2 separate regions of the Mus musculus genome follow, and region 1 is linked to region 2. A link is a contact called in ENCODE Hi-C or POLR2A ChIA-PET data. All regions are on one chromosome and are shown on one strand. The core of a region is the stretch at or near the end of the contact, and the rest is flanking DNA. Distances in the headings are between cores, read along the strand shown.

Evidence for each region. Hi-C counts contacts between places; a loop is a spot of excess contacts on that map. ChIA-PET counts read pairs that join two places held with the same protein, here RNA polymerase II (POLR2A).
Region 1: a loop to region 2 is called in a map of ES-E14, with 2.7 times the contacts of the local background. The contact joins two enhancer-like sites. A Hi-C loop is called at or near these places in 3 of 37 maps with a recorded cell type or tissue (ES-E14, gastrocnemius and mouse trophoblast stem cell). POLR2A ChIA-PET finds 5 or more read pairs at or near these places in 1 of 5 experiments (Patski).

Annotation. Positions count from the first base shown.
Region 1 is chr2:36,208,815-36,215,615 of GRCm38, reverse strand. No RefSeq gene overlaps it. Among named protein-coding and RNA genes, the nearest start is that of Ptgs1, 18 kb to the left of the region's middle. Within about 2 kb of position 4,700, at least 1 of the 3 ENCODE cell types and tissues checked has a DNase peak (open chromatin) inside an H3K27ac peak, as active enhancers do.
Region 2 is chr2:36,016,570-36,023,557 of GRCm38, reverse strand. No RefSeq gene overlaps it. Among named protein-coding and RNA genes, the nearest start is that of Gm39798, 11 kb to the left of the region's middle. Within about 2 kb of position 1,469, at least 1 of the 3 ENCODE cell types and tissues checked has a DNase peak (open chromatin) inside an H3K27ac peak, as active enhancers do.

The DNA.
Region 1 (6,801 bases), core at 3,451-5,950, 190 kb before region 2:
CAGCTGTGTAGTATGGGCTTGACTTCACCCTAAGGCTTCTGGGAAGCTCTCTGGACCTTGTAGATACTATGTCTCCTCAGAACAGAAGGATGTGACTCAGGGTGGGCTAACCACACTTCTATTGTCTTAGAGTGGGGGACTGGCCATGGGAGAAACCAAGTGCATAGCTTAAGTCATGGGGCTTTGCGTCAGGCAACATCCCTCAGTCTGGAGACAGAGAACGAATGTGGGGACACCAGCTGGCCCCTCAGTGACGCCATGCAAATCATCTCTGAACTTGGAAGCGCAGGTGAACTTGATCTCCCAGCCACACTCCATGCAGACTACCACATCCTTGCTCAGCACATCCAGACATGACCCTCATTCAGCATAACTTATTAGATGGAATTTCTTCCCACCCTAAAGAGAACCCCCTGAAGGAGACACAGTTGCCTTTGTTTTGTAGAGTAGGGCACTGAGTCAAGCAACCTGACTGAGGTCACAGAGCACCTAATAACAAAAGTGGGCTCTGAATGTGGGAGTCAGGAACTGGAACGTGGGCCTGGACCACTATGAGGTACTGCCCAGCCAGGGCTGCCTGCAGGGAGCAGGGGAAGATGGGCCTGGAGCTGAGCTGGTCTTACAAGATGGATGGCAGGAGATGCATTCCATAGCTGCCTAACAGGTCTGGGGTCCCCAGAAAATAACCACACAATCACAAGTATTTCAGCAGGGCAGTAAGTTTGATTTGTGCAGAGGGTGCATCCAGTGTGGGTCCTGCTGGTGCAAATGGGGTCCACCTCACATCCTTACATAATGGCTCTCTTAAAGTGTCACAGCCGACAATCGGGATGTGATTTTTGAGCACCTAGTACACATATTTTTCATTTCAAGAAGTGCTGACCTTGGGGCTAGAAACATGGCTTCCAGAACCTTCACAGAGAGACCCAACCACCCGAAACTCTAGTCCTAAGGGATCTGACGCCCTCTTCTGGCCTTCCTGGGCATCAGGAGCACGGACAAGCTTTAGGCAAAACACTCACACACATAACAAACACAAACCCAAATTAAGAAAAGAAGTGCTGACATGGAAGGAATTTGACTTTCTGCCAAGTAGCTTCTCTCCATTTGTTTTTAAATGAAATGTGTCTTGTTTAACCCTTGGATAGAAAAGATACTGAGTTTCTCTTTTACATTTTCCACACAGTCTGGATTTGAAATGCAGAGAAAGGAAGAACAGATTATGAACTTCAGGCTTCTGCACACACAGCCAGGGTTCTGAATACCCATGCCTAGGAAAAACAAAACGCAAGCCACGTGACAGAGTCGATACCTCAGTAAAAGTCCTTAGTGCAACATTGCAGGGGAAACTCCCCTACACAGGACAGTATTCCGAAGTGACCACCAGGTGGCAGCATAGGCCACCTTTTTCGTGTCTGCTCAGGCAAGGCAGGCTGGAAAAGGAGGTTTCCTGCTAGCCAGGCTGGAGAAACCACTGGTACAACTGGAATAGGACCTCTGCCAGGGCCTCTAGGAAACAAATTCCTGCATGCACAGAGTCCAAAGGGCCCGGTGGAAAAGGCACGAGAAGTGGACTCCCACACGGCTTAGCCAGAGCAGGTGTCCTATGCGGTGAGGCTTGTTAGGAAATTTACATTTTCACCTCTAAGAACTGTAACCTGGAAACAGATTTTGAGACATTTTGTTGTCTGAGTCACCCCCAACTCTACCCATGGTGTAAAACTGAGACCAGTTTTACACTGGCATGGCCTGCTATTGCTGGAGTGGAATTGGGGAACCTGCTTGAGCAGCCTGAAACCGTTCTCTTACCTGCCTTCATCCTTATCACTCCCTTGCCTTGGCCACTCACCCAGCCACCACCAGGCCATCTGTGCACATCCTTAGCATTTCCAGGGGAACTCTCTCCTGCCCCTCTCCCACCCCCTTGAGTGAAACCCCCCTAACATCAGCCCTTGGAGGCGTCCCAGGAAAGGCTTCCCGATCCCCTCCCCCACACTGTCCTGTTATTTGCATCTCAGCCGTGCAGCAGGTACCAAGCACTTGGAACAAGCAGAACCTGAGTGTCCAGAGCAGGGGACTATGCTCGACTGCCCGAGGGTGGCTTGCCCGGGCTCCCCCAAGTGGAAGCCCCGCAAAGAGACCAGGGCAAATGGAAATGTGCGGCTTCTGAGATCACTGTTAATGCAGAGGTGGTAACAGACAGCCTGTTAGCTCATCACAGGTCACATACAGGAAACCTCCCTGGCTGTCTGTACATTCACTGAGCACTTACTATCTGTGGGCACTGTTCCAGGCCTTGTGATCAGCATGAGGAAGACAGAGGGGTGGGGCTGAATTCCAGACAATGTGCACCCAGGGACAACGCTTCATCAGCTCGCCCTGCCATACCCCTGTGACCGTGCCAGGCTGCTTACAGAGGCAATGATTAGCACTACGGCCAGCACACACTGGAGTCCGTTCACTTTGGTGACAGGAGGAAATGACATGCTGCTGCCAGTCCCTCAGAAAAGGCACCGCAGAGGCACAAAAAGACAGAAGGGGCCAGCAAGATGAATCAGCGGGCAAAGGTGCTTGCCACCAAGCCTGACAATCCGAGTCCAATCCCCAGACTCCATAGAGCAGCAGAAGGCTACTCCTGCAAATTGTCCTCTACACACACACACACACACACACACACACACGTGGAGGAAAAAAATCACACACACACACACGTGGAGGAAAAAAATATTTTGGAAAAAAATCAAGAAAGTGGGTTTTCAAACTATGTTCTTCAAAACTAGGGATCTGCAGGACTGTCCAGGGCCACCACCAGGGGACAGGGGACTCAAGCATCAGCCCCTTCCTTGCCACCTTCCACCTTTGCTAGTCACAAATCCATCCTGGGCTTCTCAGGTTGGCTCTTGTTTGAAGAAGAATCCTGCTGGCTCAGGAAAGGCAAGAGGTTTGGCCAGAGTCACACAGTCGGTCGGTCGAATGGAAAGCCAAGGCAGACAACAATCAGAACCTGAGGTCAGAGATCAGCCTGGAGCTCCCAAGTCAGGGCCAGAGACAGTAGAACACAGGTAGAACAGGAAGCCGCAGAAACAGGAGCCTGAAACCAAAGGAGGATGAAGTTGTCATGATGTGGGATCTGGAGGTCAGAGGCAAAGGTTCAAGGTCACATCCCACTGTCAGAGGTCAATGAGAGCCATTCCCGTATCAGGGCTGCATCCAGTTGGTATTCACTGAGCATATATGTGTGGGCATAGAAACTATAATCCATGGTCATGAGCAAAGCAAAGCCTTTGCTCTCCCTCAGCTACCTGGAGTGCAAGGTAAACAGAAGAAATAACTGCTAGCCATCTAAGCAGAAGGAAGGACTGCCTGTAGGTGGGCTGGTTCCTATGGGGTGGTCAAGGAGGGCCTCCCTGAGGAGGTGACATTTGAGCTCCAGTCTGTCTGAACCTGGGCCAGCTGCTCAGCTCCTACCCTGAAAGCCAGCAGATCCACTCTGGAAGGAGAGGATGCCAGAGGGGCAGGAAGTCTGGCCCCCTGTAACCATATCCCCAGGAAGGAGGAAGCCTGGACTTCGCTTTCAGCAGCCCTATTCATCAAGGCCCAGCTCTAACCTCAGGCAGTACCCAAGGCTCTGCCTGGGGAGGAGGCAGGGAGGGAGAGAGGGAAGAGGGAGGGAGGGTAGCAGGGAGAGAGCCCTGGATTCCCTTGCAGACAATAAATGCTTCCAGGTTCCCGGGAGCATTTTTCGGGTCACTGCCGCATCTGATCTCAATTACCCTCGGTGTAGGGTTCCCGGGTGGGGGGCAGGGGTGGAGAGGAGCCGGTTCCTCCATGATCAGAATCTCTAGGCCCAGCCAACCAAGGCACTTCAGGATAGGTCCCCAACATGTCAGTAGGCGGGAGACAGAATCGCCAAAGAGAGGTCCAGGTCCAACTGTGCGTGGAGGTCATCTTACTTCACAACCATTTTGCTGTGTGACCTCAGCCATTTACTGGACATCCCTGGGCCTCTGATTCTTGGGAATTCGGTAACAGTGTGCAGCTGGTTCACCCTCATAGTTAATTAGTTATGAATTTATTAATCAATAATTAAATAATTATTAATTAATTACCACCCTCACTAATACCTAGACTAGTGTTAATCGAATCTACTACAACACTCAGCCACAAAGGTCTTAGGCACACAAGAGAGAAGGCCCCTGGGATTGCCAAACTTCTGAGCTAGCAAGACTTTGTGACTGGCAACCTTAAGGCAATATCATCTTCTCCCAGGCCTCAGTTTCCCCATCCATCACAGTGCTGGTGGGTAAAAATCTGCCCAGGAGAGGGTCCTTCAGGATCTAATGTAGGAAGCCCCTTTTGCAGCAAGAGACCTCACTAGAGCCCTGTTACTAGTTTCTCTTTAGCTAGTAAAACTCCACTTCGAGGGTGGGCTGAGGAGTGAGCATGCTGGAGGGAGTTAAGGGCATCTTGGGTCTGACCCCGAGCTGGGCTCAGGGGAAATTAAGGAAGACTGCAAACAGGGATTCGAACCTAGATCCATGAGCGAGCTTCAGGGCTGAGCGGATGCCAGGGGTCAGCGGAGCGCGTGTTGCAGGCGGGCGCTGCTCTCTTCTCCCCAGTGCGCGCGAACCGGGAACTCCCCTCCGGCCTCTGCCAGGGAACAATGCCCGGCTTCCTGCCGCCCGGCGGCCGCCGGGAAACGGGTCCCCCGTGCAGGTACAGGAGGTCGCGCCCCGGGAGACCGCAGGGGGGATCCTCCGCGGCCCGCTAGGCAGCGCGCAGCAGTGCTCTGGGAGGCCCTGCCGAGATGCTCAGCGCACCCGCACCCGCACCCGCACCCGCACCCGCACCCGCACCCGCACCCGCACCCGCACCCGCACCCGCAGTGCCAGGCACTGGCCCTACTCTTCGGAAGCAGCGCTCTGTTTTTGCACAGCACCCGAGCTTCAGCCATGCTGCTTCAGCGAACACAAGCTTGGGCCTCTGCAGCAACCCAAGCCCTTGGCTAGACACTGGGAACTGGGGCACCTGATCTAGCAACCTAGAGAGAAAGAAAGCCAGCCATGGGCTTGTCAATCACGGTGCAAGCAAGAGGACCTTAGTTCGAATCCCCAGCATCTACATAAAAAGCCATCCAGGTGCCTGTGCCTCTGCAACTTGCGTGTGAGAACAGAGGCAGGTGGATCATAGGCATTCACTGAAGTGTTCTATGGTCTCTGAATGACTGCGTGGGCACACACCACTACACCACAAAAACATACATAATACACTCAAAATGAATGATGTCTTACATTAAAGTTACATTATACTTTATAGAGCGCAGTAAGGAGGAGACTGGCATGGAGACAGGGCTGCTCTGAATAAAGTCGTTATTAATAATTTAGCTTTAAGGCGACATTTAGCAACAATGCACAGAGCATGCATCACTAATAAACAGGTGACTCTCAAGAGCAGATACAGCACACCAACCAATCCAGACACTGCACCATTGTTTATATGCATGCACCCACACAGCCACATACATCTAAGCACTATACATGTACAAAACGTGTGTCCACTGTGTCTGTACTGTACACAAGCCAGCCCGTGCCCTGCTCCTTGAGTGACTGTCATTATTCTGTGTAGGTTCATCTATGTCATAGATCTCAACTATGTGATCCCTAATTTCAGAAGTCATGCATCCATATCAGACATCTCAGGACACTCTTAACACATGGATTCACACATGTCTTGTGTTGTGATCTTCACGTGAAATGTATAGGCATGTGTGGATCATAAGCCCTTTGAAAATTGACACACACCATCCACACTCACGTCTGTGTGGAGCTCAGACGAACGAACTTCCTGCCTATTTTTCACACATTGTTGGAGCTTCGATACACCGCATGTGCACATATCATGTGGGTTCTGGCTGTGTGTGGATTATGTCAGTTAGTAGTTAGGAGGTAACCTGTGCTATAGGTGCTCCTTGTCAGCCTAGCAGGGCACTGTCACACCACACTGCAGTCACACTGCCTGGGTTTGAATCTGAATCCTGCTCCACTGTTACCTAGCCTGCTGAGGGTGTCTGTTTCCCCATCAAATGTCATAAGCACACAGCACAATGCCAGACTCTACCTCTTCAGCAAGTGAGAGGCTGGGAGAGGTGGGTGATATCCCTACCGTGGTGGTAAACGTTGACTGTCAGCTTGGAATCGCCATGGAGACAAATCTGGGCATGTCTGTGAAGGAGCTCGCAGACTGGGTTAACCGAGGTGGGATTAAATGTAGGCAGCAGCATCCCATGGCTAGGGAAGGGTTGTACGAAGAAGAGATGGGGATGGAGCAGCATTGCTCTCTGCTTCCTGACTGTGGGGGCCATGTGAGCAGCTGCCATGCCTTGCTGACATACTGCCATGCCTTGCTGACATGCCTTGCCACTGTCGTTGACTGTACCTGCAGATTGTGAGATGAGATAATATAAAATAACAAACATAATAAAGGAAATGGGTATTTTCACATGTATTTATCTAGGTGTGTGAGTGTATGGGGGGGTGCATGCTACATGTGTATGGAGATCAGAGGCCAGCTATCCTATCTATCACGCTGGTTCCAGGGATCATACCCTGATTCTAGGTCTTAGCAACCAGCACTTTTACCCTTTGAGCCACCTCTCTGGCCCCAACCCTTCTTCTATAGAGTTTGTAGTTACTTCTATCAAGTGTTTTAGCCAGAAACAATGACAGTGACAAACACATTCACGCCCACACAACCTGTCAGTGGAGGAGGTAGGTCTTGATCCCAAATCTGCATCACCATAGT
Region 2 (6,988 bases), core at 220-2,719:
CTGACAGCACTATTGTTTGAAGCAGGGTTCTTGGACATCCAGGAAATGGGCGACATCACTCCCAACAAAGGAAAGGAAACTGCCTGAATGTTTCAGCTCCACCTCACAAGCTGGCCCTGAGGCTGGAGATGGGAGCCGGGCCAAGGCAGCTTGACCCTCCACTTGGCCAGGTCATGCAGCCCCCACCCTGTGTCTGCACTGCACTCTCGTCTCTCTGCCAACCAGTTTCAAACTCTTCCAGTCTTGACAACCAGGCTTTCCTGCCCTAGAAGCACCCACAAAGCTCCATCGATCCCCTTTTCTCTGAGAGCTGTGGCCCTGGGTTCAAATCCAGTCTCTGTCTCTTACTAGCTTATGCAACCTTGAGTAAAATCACTTTACCTCTCTGAATTTTTGTTTCCTTTCCCATGAAATATAGGCTGTAAAAGCTACTTGGCAGAGCTGTGGGGATTAACTGAGACACAAGAAACATAGTGGCATGTAGTTTCTTTTTTTCCAGACCTGGGCCAGAACTGGGGGTAAAGATGGAGAACCAGACACCAAAAAGTCCTGATTCAGAAATCCAAGGATTGTTGTTTATAGAACAGACATGAAGCAGGATTCATCACACAGATGCAGAGGTCTGGGCCTGGCACTTGTCACACTTGCAGGTCCCCATTGCCCAGATCTACAGCCACTGAGAGCTTGGCTAGGTCAGGCTCCTCTGGTCTAGAGCACCAGATATGGCCCAGGTGTCATCTTCCCTAGGACAAGGCAGGCTTCTGACTTGGGGGTCTTCCCACTGACCATCCTGAGATATGAGACCCCGCCCCAACTCTCTTGATCTAACCTAAAACCAGAGATTCAGGAAGTAGAAGGGAGGCTGGGTCACTTGTTGGCTGGTAGCACATGTTGTCCCTCATAGGCAACCTTTCTCATGATGGCCCTGTTAGCACCTCTCTGTTCATGCAGGACTAGTGGCCTTGGTCTTTTCCTCTATCTCTCTGACTCTAAATTCTTCTTCTAACAGACCGATACTGTAAACAAGGTAGGAAAACCATGAAGCCCTATGAAGGCAAGAGTTTGTTCTATACATTTCATTCCACAGAATATTAACTGAGAATGTGATACACAGAATGTCATGAGACTCTACAAAGAACCAGCAAGGAAGCATCGCGGGGGTGAGAGGATGAAGGTGTAGAGGAAGGGATCATCTCTTTGCAAGGCCTCACAAGGTGTAGGTGACTTATGGGGAACTAGAACTTCTGTCGCTACTTAAAAGTCCAGAGCAGTTTTCTCTCAAGTCCCAGCCCTGCAATGAGGAGTGAGGAGAGGAGGATCAGGCAGTGAAGGAGGGGGAGAGCTAAAAGGCTTCTCATATTCCCCCCGCATCCCCCTCCAGACTCCCCACCGTGGGGAACGAAATCTCCAGGAAGCTCAGCGGGTGTCCAGGTCCCAGCGCTGATTGCAGGAGATGGCACGAGGGCCCGACGGTTGCCATGGCGACTTCCTGAATCACAGAGCCAGTTCCCGCTGAGGCTCTGGGAAGTCAGATATACCTGGACAGCCCCTGAGGTCCACTAGGACTCTCCAAAAGGGAAAGACTCGTGGAAACGTGGCTTGCCTGCTCACAGAGTAGGCACACGGATTTGTGAGCCACAGTGGCTGCAGGTGTACAGCTGGGGCGCAGTTTTGGGGACACACGAATCTGAGCGCAAAGATCCCCGAACCACACAACGAACCCGTTAAGATGAGAACAAGCGAACGCAGGGTGGCGCTAGAGAACAGGCCAGGGAAGTGCTGAACGTGTGTGTGTGTGTGTGTGTGTGTGTGTGTGTGTGTGTGTGTGTGCGCGCGCGCGCGCGCGCGCATGCCAGAATCTGGTTTTGCATGCCCAGCTAAAGAACTTGGCCCTGAACCTAGAGTTACTGGAGATCCAAGGAGGGCTTTGAATCAGGGAGGTGGCCTGGCTAAACATGAGATCCCTCCAGCTGCCCACAAAGGATAAGTCAGGCAAGCCTGAAGGCAGGGGACCAGTGTAAATGGTGGTCTTCAGCCTGGTTCAGCCTTGTTCCTATTAGTGTTTCCCCTTCTAACACAGGTCATTTGCTGCTGCGTTTGCTAGTGTCTTGTCTCTTCTCTTTTAGGATGTTAGCTCAGAAGATCAGAGTCGATGTCTTCTTTCAGAAGACACTTACTAAGCTCCAAGAAGACACCTGGATGTCAGTGCCTACTAGATATTTCCTGGGCGAATGAATGGCACCTGGGGGAAGGTAGTGAATGAAAGAGAGAAGAGAAGAGATGCAGCGAAGTGTAATGCACAGAAAATGATTGGCTGGACTAAGGTGGAGGCCTCATTCAGATGGGAGATGGGTACCCGAGGTCTCCAAGGACTACTGAGCTGATGGTCTTGGACCCACTCAGAGGAGAGGTCAAATGTCCTTGCAAGACAGAAGTGGAGGGCTGGAGAGGGCAACTGAGGCAGAGAGCATGGCTTATTTATTACTGGGCCTGAGTGCATTGGGAGAGACACAAAGGACGACTTTAAGTGAACATCTGGGACTTTCCCTGACCCTTCTGCAGCAGAGGTCTGTAGCGTCTTCCAATAGAATACAGAACAGGGGGGGCTGGCTCAGTGGATAAGAGCACTGACTGCTCTTCCGAAGGTCCTGAGTTCAAATACCAACAACCACATGGTGGCTCACAACCATCCATAATGAGATCTAATACCCTTTCTGGTGCATCTGAAGTCAGCTACAGTGTACTTACGTATAATAATAAATATATCTTTGGGCTGGAGAGAGCAGGGCAAAGGTCCTGAGTTCAATTCCCAGCAACCACATGATGGCTCCCAAACATCTGTACAGCTACAGTGTATTCATATACATAAAATAAATAAATAAATCTTAAAAAAAAAGAACATAGAACAGGCCTCAAGGGCAAGCAGTGTGTTGCTTACATATTCTAGGAAGAAATAGGAAGGGCTAAGGATGTAGTTCATTGCTGTAGCATTAATACGGTTTTCCCTGTAAACAGCACTAGAGAGAGAGAGAGAGAGAGAGAGAGAGAGAAGGAGAGAGAGAGAGAACAGCAGGGCAGTGTTGGCACACATTTTTAATCCCAGCACTTGGAAGACAGAGACAGGTGGATTTCTGAGTTCGAGGCCAGCCTGGTCTACAGAGTGAGTTCCAGGCCAGCCAGGGTTACACAGAAAAACCCTGTCTCAAACAAAACAAAACAAAACAAAACAAAACAAAAGTTAAAAAAAGAATACAGAGTCAGATAATGCAAGGTTAGTAACATATTTTACATCATCCCCCAGGCCACATGATCACCTCAACAGGTTATCAGTGGAGTCATCCCAAAGCTATTTCACCTCCTTCCTTTGGGTTACAAAATCGTATGTGTGCTGTGCAGCACATCTCAGGAACACCAGCTTGTCTAGGGATAGGGAGGTGGAGAGGACACAGATCCAATGGCCCTTCAAGCCCTGCCCCTGCCCTCTGCCTTTTTTTTTTTTTTTTTTTTTTGGTTCAGTCCTCATCTGTCTGCTTGTGTGATAGATTTCTATCGAACCTTTACTATGTACAAGGTGCTGAGATAGGTTCTAGGGCTATAATAATAAACAAGGATTTGTTTGTTATTTATGTGTGTGTGTGGTGTGTGTGGTGTGTGTGGTGTGTGTGTGTACATGTGTAGTGTGTGTAGTATGTGTATATGTGCGGTGTGTGTGTGTGCATGTGTAGTGTGTGTAGTATGTGTATATATGTGGTGTGTGTATGTGTGTATGTGTGCATGTGTAGTGTGTGTGTGGTGTGTATGTATGTGGTGGTGTGTATGGTATGTTTGTGTGTATAGTGTGTGTGGGGTGTAGTGTATGTATGTATGTGTGGTGTGTGTGTATGTGGTTTGTGTGTGTGGTATTGTGTGTGGTTTGTGTGTGTGTGGTATGTGTGTGTGTGTGTGCATGTGTAGTGTGTGTGTGTGTGGTGTGCATGTGTAGTGTGTGTGTGCATGTTTGGTGTGGTACACAAGTCTGCATGTGCAGGTGCTATCAGATACTCCATTGCTCTCTTCCTTATTACTGTCTTTATTAATTTAGTTCTTAACAACTTCATACACATACAAAATTGCAATCTGGCTACTCTCCCGAATGCATACATCTCTGCACCCCCACCCCACCTTCCTCCTGTTCATTTCCAAGGTTCATGGCTTTTGGTTTTGCTTTATGACTAGTTTAGATTAACCAGGGCCACCTGTGTGGCCACGGAATCGAAACCATTTACGGGAGCCTGGTGGGATCACTAATGGGCACACAGCTGAAAGCAATGGCTGCCACTGTTATTCGACGCGTTCTCACGACCGGCCAGGAAGAACACCACAGACCAGAATCTTCTGCGGCAAAGCTTTATTCTTACATCTTCAGGAAAAGAGAGCAAGAAGCAAGAGAGAGAGAAAACGAAACCCCGTCCCTATTTTAGGAGAATTCTCCTTCGCCTCGGACGTGTCACTCCCTGATTGGCTGCAGCCCATCGGCCGAGTTGACGTCACGGGGAAGGCAGAGCACAAGTAGTCATAAGATACCCTTGGCACATGCGCAGATTATTTGTTTACCACTTAGAACACAGGATGTCAGCGCCATCTTGTAACGGCGAATGTGGGGGCGGCTCCCAACATCTCCCCCTATCCTTTTAATAAGAGCAAATAGGCCACCCATATTAATGAGAGTGGAGATAGAGGTCAAATCCCCAGTGTGTAGGTAAAGGAGCCATGTACAGGATTAGCTCTTAGGCTTACAGGCTTTTACCCAGAGCAACCCTGACCTGCTCCCGTGTCGTTTTGCCTGGGGGAAGGGAACTAGGACACTGAACCTTCATGAAAGATGACATGTCTCCCTAGAATAGGCTCATATATGCCGCAGAGCCTTTCCATTGCAGTGCTTAGCCTTGCAACTCTCTCGGGCTGCTGAAGCACACTCACTCTATCCCGTGCAATGAGTCTAGCCTCATGGGATATAAGAGCTGAGTGGCCAGCGACCTATTGCCTAAGCATAGATATATCAGGGGAAGCTCCATGTTCTAGTCCTGCAAGCGCCTGGGCAATAACCACCTTGTCTCTCCTAGTTTGGGCCTTAAGCTTACAGACCAATCAAAGAAGCAACACTAATCCACAGCAAAGTGTATCTCCAAATAATATTAATCCCACCCATTTTTTAAAGAAAGAAAATGCTGAGGAGATCCAATTGGGTAATCCTTTGGTCAGGGACAGGTCCAAGCGCGTGGAGTTGACCTGAAGTCTCAATTCCCGAAGGATCTGTTCAAATTCAGCCATCCAATTCTGTAACATATACTGAAAAAGACTTTTTGACAAATTAGCTGTCCTAGTAAATTTAACATACTGAATGGAAATAACACACAATCCCGGAAACTTTTGTTCACATCCCTGCTGAGTTATTTGTCATAATACATCTAGTTGTATCTGGACAAGATCTATGAGTTGATTAACCAGCATGAGACCTCCCTGTATCTTGACATTAGCTGAGGCCTGTTCATCTATGACTGTAGTCACTGAGGCTGACAAAGTGTTAATGGTGTCAGTTGTCTGGACCTGTCCAGACAGAGCCAAGGCTGTCTGAATTAAGGCCAAACCCAGTTCCCAGTTAGTGGTAAAAAAGCAGGAGAATACTTGAGCATTATACATCACCGTCATTGGGAGTGGAAATGTCGACATTATCCCCCAACGCTGCTCTCTCTTTATTATTGACGCCCTGGACATCACCAAGACGAGGGACATTAGTATTCCCTTGGTCAGTCTGGATTTTTCGGGTGAGTCTTTCTGGTACCCAAAATGGGTTGTCTTCATTCTGTGGGAAAACACAGATAGCTCCCCTGGATCTTATCAAAATAGGATCCGGGCCATACCATTTATTATCAAGGACATTTTTCCATTTAACCATCTCATTGGGCCTATCTGGCTCTGAACAATGACGTTCAGCCGCAGTATGGCCATGAACATCAATATTTAAAAAATTGAGTGTAAAGAGTGCCATAGACACCGACACTCTTGGTGCTCGGGGTACAGTCTCCTCAAAAGTTCCCCTCTTCTGTTTTATAAGATAGGTTTTGAGGGTGCGATGCGCACGCTCAACAATACCCTGTCCTTGAGGGTTGTATGGAAGTCCAGTCAGGTGGGTTACGTCCATCTGACGGCAGAACTGTTGGAATTTTTGAGACGTATAAGCTGGTCCATTATCAGTCTTAAGGAGTCTGGGTTTCCCCCAAGCACTCCATGCCTCAAGGCAATGTTGAATCACATGTGAGGCTTTTTCTCCGGTTAACGGAGAGGCAAACATGATGCCAGAACATGTGTCAATGGACACATGGAGATATTGAAGTTTTCCAAAGGAAGAAACATGTGTAACATCCATTTGCCAGACCTGTAGAGGTCGAATACCGCGTGGGTTAATTCCCACATGAGGAACTGGCAAGAACTCACAGCAGCTTTGACATTGAGTAACAATGTCACGGGCTTCTTTTCTTGTCAAGGAGAAACGACTGCGTAATGTTTCAGCCGTCACATGAAAATTGTTATGAAAGTTTCTTGCAGCCTCTACCGGGGATGATAGGGCAGCAGCCACCACTTTAGTGGCCTTATCTGCCAAATCATTTCCCAGAGCCATGGGGCCAGGTAGGCCTGAATGGGCTCTAACATGAGTAATATAAACAGGAGATCTTCTAGATAACAAAACTAATTGTATCTGCTGAAAAATATTGGCAACTCTACTGGAAGGCTTAATCACTCCAGCCACTTCTAAAAGATTTACTGCATTTACCACATAACAGGAATCTGACACAATATTAAGGGGTTCTAAAAAGGTTTTTAAAACTTCTAAGACCACTAAACATTCTACCACTTGCGGTGAATTTTCATTATATTGTTTGGATACCACTTTACCATTAGCCACATAGGCACCTATGCCAGTTTTTGATCCATCAGTATATACCACAAT